Linked DNA regions of Mus musculus: region 1 is linked to region 2. A link is a loop called in an ENCODE intact Hi-C map of the cell type or tissue named here. Cell type or tissue: heart. All regions are shown on one strand. Each heading gives the region's core, and the rest is flanking DNA. Links, peaks and the distances in the headings are about the cores only.

What was found. Peaks named below come from ENCODE experiments on the same cell type or tissue, not always from the same donor. Only the 100,000 strongest peaks of a DNase experiment are listed, where the experiment ranks them.
Region 1: it touches region 2 in a loop (9-fold over the local background); 32 of 42 quality-filtered maps call a loop at or near these places.

What each region holds. Positions count from the first base shown.
Region 1 is chr5:100,320,573-100,323,484 of GRCm38, forward strand. No RefSeq gene overlaps it. Among named protein-coding and RNA genes, the nearest start is that of Gm45913, 20 kb to the left of the region's middle. In heart, for the core only: a CTCF peak has its summit at 1,657 (motif pointing left); no DNase peak of the experiment used is centred there; H3K27ac peaks cover 461 bases.
Region 2 is chr5:100,070,103-100,073,014 of GRCm38, forward strand. No RefSeq gene overlaps it. Among named protein-coding and RNA genes, the nearest start is that of Tmem150cos, 6.4 kb to the right of the region's middle. In heart, for the core only: a CTCF peak has its summit at 1,627; a DNase peak (open chromatin) is centred at 289.

The sequences.
Region 1 (2,912 bases), core at 129-2,628, 250 kb after region 2:
TGGTGGAGAGATGACTCAGTGGTTAAGAGCATTAACTGCTCTGTCAGAGGTCATGAGTTCCCAGCAACCACATGGTGGCTCACAACCATCTGTAATGGGATCCGATGCCCTCTTCTGGTGTGCCTGAAGACAGCTACAGTGTACTCATATAAATAAAATAAATAAATCCTTTTTAAAAAGAAGGAGGAGGAGGAAGAGAAGAAAGAGGAGGAGGAAGAGGAGGAGGAGGAAGAGGAGGAGGAGAAGAGGAAGAGGAGGAGGAAGAGGAAGAGAAGAAGCCAGTGTCACGTGGATGACACCGTAAGAGATGACCCAAAAAGCTAGGTGGGGAGTCCGAGTCCTGGAATCCCAGCCCTAGGGAGCAGAAATATCATGAATTAAAGACCATCCTGGGCTACATGGCAAGTTTGAAGCTAGACTGTGCAACATATCTCAAAAACAAACCAAAGATCCACACCTTAAAAAAAAAGTTTTCACAGAAAGCAAACAGTTACTATTTCTTTACATTTTTCAGTGTAGGGTGTGTGTGTGTGTGTGTGTGTGTGTGTGTGTGTGTGTGTGTGTGTGTCCGTGTGCTCATGTGTGGAACCAGAGGACACCTTACTGGAATCAGTTCTCTCTTTCCACGATGTAGATGTCCGGGATTGCACGCAGACAGACCCCCAGGCTTGGTGGCAAGCATCTTTACCCACTGAGCCATCTTGTTGGCGCTGTTATTATTATTTCCCAGATCCCCCACCACACCCTTCTATGAGAAGGGTCCCCAGTTGGGAAGAAGTCATTCTGGCATCCTCCTTCCTTTCTCATCTCCTGTTTACTCACCAGCCACATAGCTAAGCCACTCACCCACCACTTTCACAGTTCCTAGCCACGGTAGTGTCTGGAGTGGCTATACACGGATGCAAAAGACCTATGCCACAGTTACATACCCACAGCAAGGAGGGGAATTCCTCTGTTGTAATAGAAACAACTAGATTTCAGTTCTGAGTTCTAGATTCTAAATTATGATTACTACTCTCACTACCATTTGCACGTGTTGACCGCTTGGACTATGACATGACCCACCAACACCATTGCTCCATTTTACAGATGTGAAGTTTCCCCATGATCCCTAAGCTAGCAATAACAGAATTGAAGATTAACACTGCAAACTGCCTCATATCCCTGAGTATTTTAATTATTTGCAGAAACTGGAATCTTCCCCCGTGGCTTTGCAATTGTTAACTAAACTACATTTTTAAAGAAAATTTAATTCCATCTCTGCTAGATATTTGCTAACTACCGCAAGGACAAATGCAAAAGGGTACAAACAAATGTCACCAAAAAGCTATTCTGTTCATTGCTGATTTTTTTACACATATAAAAGATGTTTGTTTGTTCGTTCGTTTGTTTGTTTTTGACACTGCTAAGATATTTGAAGTCACAGCCGAGATGGCTGTAGGGCTGTCTGGGGGAGAATTGGAGAGTGGAAACGCCAACCTGGAAGTCAAGAGGATTTTAGCCCAGTTTCCAACAGTCACCTCTCCAGACCACAGGTACATCATGGGGAAGAAGAAATCAGCGAATGGCATAGTTTTGAAGAGCCTTTCTTGTTTTAGTTATCTAGCAATTCGTGAAGTTGGTAGCATTGCACTGGTGCCAGAGGTGTGGGCACAGCGCCGCCTACTGGCAGTCTCTTTGTACTGCCCTTCAAGGAGGTCCCGGTGAGATAGATCAGCGCACCAGCCAGCAGGTGGTGATCAACCTTCGCATTTTGCTACGTTGGGGGAGGGGGAGACGATGGGGGAAGGGCTGGCTGGATTCATACACGCTAAGATTTTAAAGAGACCCAAGGGATTACAGAGGAACTTAGGAACGTGGTCAGAAAAAAAACACAATGAAGTAAAAATTTTAATATAAGACATTTTCTCCTTCTTCTCTTCCTCTTCCTCCCCCCTCCTCCCCTGCCCTCTCTCTCCCCCTTCTCCTTCCTCCCTTTCTGTCCACCTCCTTCTCCCCCTCCCCTTCTCCCCTTCTCCTCAGTCCCTTCCTGTCCCCCTCCCCCTCCCCTCCCCCACCCCATCACGTCTTCCTAAATCCTGCCCTCCACCCTGATCACTGCCAAGTATCTCATCTTGTCACTTGCTTTCCCCATAAACACAAAGCTATAGGAAAGGGTTGAGCAGGTGACAGGGAAGCCAGCATGGATCACTAAACAATGAGACGCTGTGAGAAAGACAGGTGTTCAACCCTGTCCCTAAAAGTCAAAAGCACCCAGCTTTACGCCTTGTGAAGGATGGCGGCTATACGGGAAGCCATCGGCCAAACCATAGAACCACAAGGAATGGTCTCCCCATGTTTTGAAGCCACCACATTTGGGGTGTAAGAAGCCATGGAGAGCTGAAACACTCCCTGCCTTGCATGTTTCTCCATTGCTTCAGTGACTGAGGTGTAGGAAGAGGATTCGGCTTCCATTTCTGTGAGGCACTGATACCACAGCTATCAGAAACAAAATTCTCAAAGGATAGAACTCAGCCACCACTCACGGCTGCCAAATACAGATCAAGAGTGGGAAAAGTCAGAGTGTACGTGGGGCAGTCAATAGAGAGCCACCAATGCGCTGCAGGTCCCCTCTTCTCTTCTCACCACAAGGGATACGGGCAAAGGCTGAGTCTTCTTTATCTCAAGCCTAAGGAGAGAGCTCATATTTTCAGCTCCCGTGGAAAGCTTTAAAATATTTTCAACAAAGTAGAGGGGCAGCAGACAACAGATCTCAGAGTCATTCCTGAGACACTTGGGGTAACAGCAAAGCATTCAGGGATCTGTCTGTTTTTCTGGGTTTTCTAGAGTGCTGTGTGCTTGTCTTAGTTTGTGTTTTACTGAAGTGAACAGACACCATGACCAAGGCAACTCTTATAAGGACATTTAATTGG
Region 2 (2,912 bases), core at 115-2,614:
TGTGTGATAACATTTGGGTTTTTCCCGGTCTCTCTGTTTATAGCCGGGGGCAAGGGACTCCTTGTCAAGCTAGATATATTTTGGTGTTTTTCCCTCAGTAGCACTGACTTCCAGTGTTTTACCGTAGTTTGAGGGAGAGAAATCTCAGAAGCTGGCTCTAATCAGCAATTCTGGAGCTGAGAGGTCTGCTGTTTAGGCTGGCTTTGGTGGCTGAGAGTCACTGATGTTTCCAGGGTTGGTTGACAGCAGGGCCTTAAATGCCTGTGTGGGTGCAGGACCGGCTCTGCCCAGCAGGTGGTGCTGCTTCCCCACAGCCCCGTTGAAAGGCATCAGGTGGGAACAGGGAGGGAGCAGGGACATGACTAACAGTTCATTTATCTTTAAAAGCCAGTAACAGGCTATTGCAAGAGCAGAGGAGTTAGACAAAGTTTTGGCAGTAATACCAACCACAACCCACCCGCTAATCCCCTTTCCTCTCCTGTATCAAACACATTTTAAAAAATACATTCCTTTTGGGTAGACAAGTTTTAGCAGCAGTGTTTAAAGGGGCTTGTTTTCAGGAATTTTTTTTTTTTTACTCCTATAAAAAAATAATTAAATATACTATGTCCCATAACAGTTTGCTATACTACCACCTGTGCCTTGATGTCCATATTATACCATCCTCAGTAATGTTCAACAATAATTTGCAGAGCTCGGCCTGGTGACTTGCAGTTACAATCCCTGGCAGGGGCCAGCCTGGTTTACATAGGGAGTTCCAGGCTGGTAGCCAAGGCCACGTGAGCTCTGTCTCAAAACAAATCAAAAATCCCGCAGTTGTTGCTGATAGAGTAATGAGTAAAATCTGCCCTTGAGTTTCTCTCAGGTTTATTCTGTCAAGACGTGAGTCCTGGGCTGACATGAGGGCACATTGTCCCTATGGTCAGCATGCATATCCTCTAGAGATGTTAGGAAACCAAACAAAGACAAAGTAAGGTCTGGGAGGGCGGGCAGGGCTTGTAACCTAATCATGGGAGACCAGATAGAGAAGGGGAGAGAACACTGTGTGTGGATTAAATGTAGAGATTTAGGTAGAAGTGCTGGGACTGGGGACTAGGGAGCCCCGTGGCTGAATACAGTTAGAGAGGTCTACAGAAGAGGCCTGACCATTAGGTTGTTGGATCCTAGTGAAATTCTTAGCCTGTACTCTAGATGTGGTCGGAAGCTACTGGGGAATTCTGAGCGGGACTGGGTGACTTAAATTGTGTTTGATGGAGAATGGGTTGCTATAGGAAGACCTATGAGAGGAGAGAGTTGGAAGCAGAAAGCGCTTGGGTGTTTTTAAAAAAGATTTAGTACGCGCGTGTGTGTGTGTGTGTGTGTGTGTGTGTGTGTGTGCCATCATGTGCTTGTGGGTGGAGGCCAGAAGATGGCATCAGATCTGAAACTGGAGTTACGGGGAGTTGTGGGCCACTTGAGGTAGATGCTGGGAACTACACGTAGGTGTTCTTCAAGGGCAGCAAGCGCTCTTTGCTGATGCTCCATCTCTTAAGGTCTCACTCAGGTATTTTGACCACAAAGGAATAAGGCGTTTTTACATAAACCAATGGAAGGCTTAGAGGAGGGACAGTTAGGGGAACCACCCCAGGAAGCCCCACAGTGGTGAGTTTGGGAACCGCCACGGTTGTCACAGCAATGGCTAACCCATGAAGCTGGCCAAGAAGTGGGGTACAAGCCTGCTTATTACAACCTCTCCAAACACTTGCATTTTAGTGACCTTAGAGTGTTTTACATCTCACTGAGTAACTCAGTTCCAGACCCTCCTGTAGGTATGTCTGGGAAATGTTTTTAATTTTTCAACTCCGCTAATTGCTCTGTCTGCCGGATCCTGTATCGGAGACTATTGTATGGAAGGGCTAGCAGTGGCTGGTTTTGGTGTGGTAACACCAGAAATGGACATGGATGTCTTAGAGGTGTTGATAACCACTTTAGGTTGACAGGACTGGAAAGGGAAACGCCTACAATTTTACCTTGAGTAACTGGATAGCTGTTGCTATGGAGACAGTGACTTGATGTGTAAAGTGGAAAGCTGATGTAGACTGGGAGACAGAGGTAAGAAGTAACCAAACCAGTGAGTGCGAGCCCAGAGCCTAAAGCTCTGGCCTGACCGCAGAGCAGGCTGAGGTTGAGAGCTGATCGGCATAGAAATGCTGTTAAATCATGGAGTTTTGACTAGGGGAAGAGTTAGACCTGAAGTTTCAACTTTTGAGATTAAGCCTAAGAAGGAAGCAAGCCAAGCAGATGAAGAAGAGACTATGATGAGCCCTGACAGTAATGCAAGCGAGGGTCTAACTCCATTTTAATCCCCCCGCCCCCCATAGGGTTGCGGTCTTTGTTACTGGGTGTTAGGATTTTCAGTGCGCCCGGGAGAGGTGGGGAAAGGGATCATATAGAAACCCCTATCTGCCAAGAAAACACCAGGACGTGTTATTCAAAGCCCTAATTCACCAAAGATCATATTTTTCTGATCTTCCTAACAAGCTTTTAGGCCAAGTATATTGTTTGTCCAACTATTACCCATCATTCCATTCAGCTGTGCTTAATACATTTGTCTTTTAACTCTTTCAGCAAAGTGGCCTGGGTAGCTGCCAGAACTGGCAGAGTTCCAAGCTCGGGAAGGTACGGCCAATCCCTTCGAGCCGTTACGGGCATTGTCAGACGGTTGCTGTGGTGGCTCGCCAGGACTGTTCCTTGAAATTCCAGTGTTCAAATCCCAACGGGGTAGGCATTCAGGAGATAATTGGATGAAATGAAGTGTAGTAGCACCCATCTAGACCCTAGTACCCTGGAGGCTGAGCCTGGACCATCTGAATGTGAGTTTCAGATTAGCAGGGCCGCGTGGTAAGACTCTGTCTCAATAAATGAAACAAGTA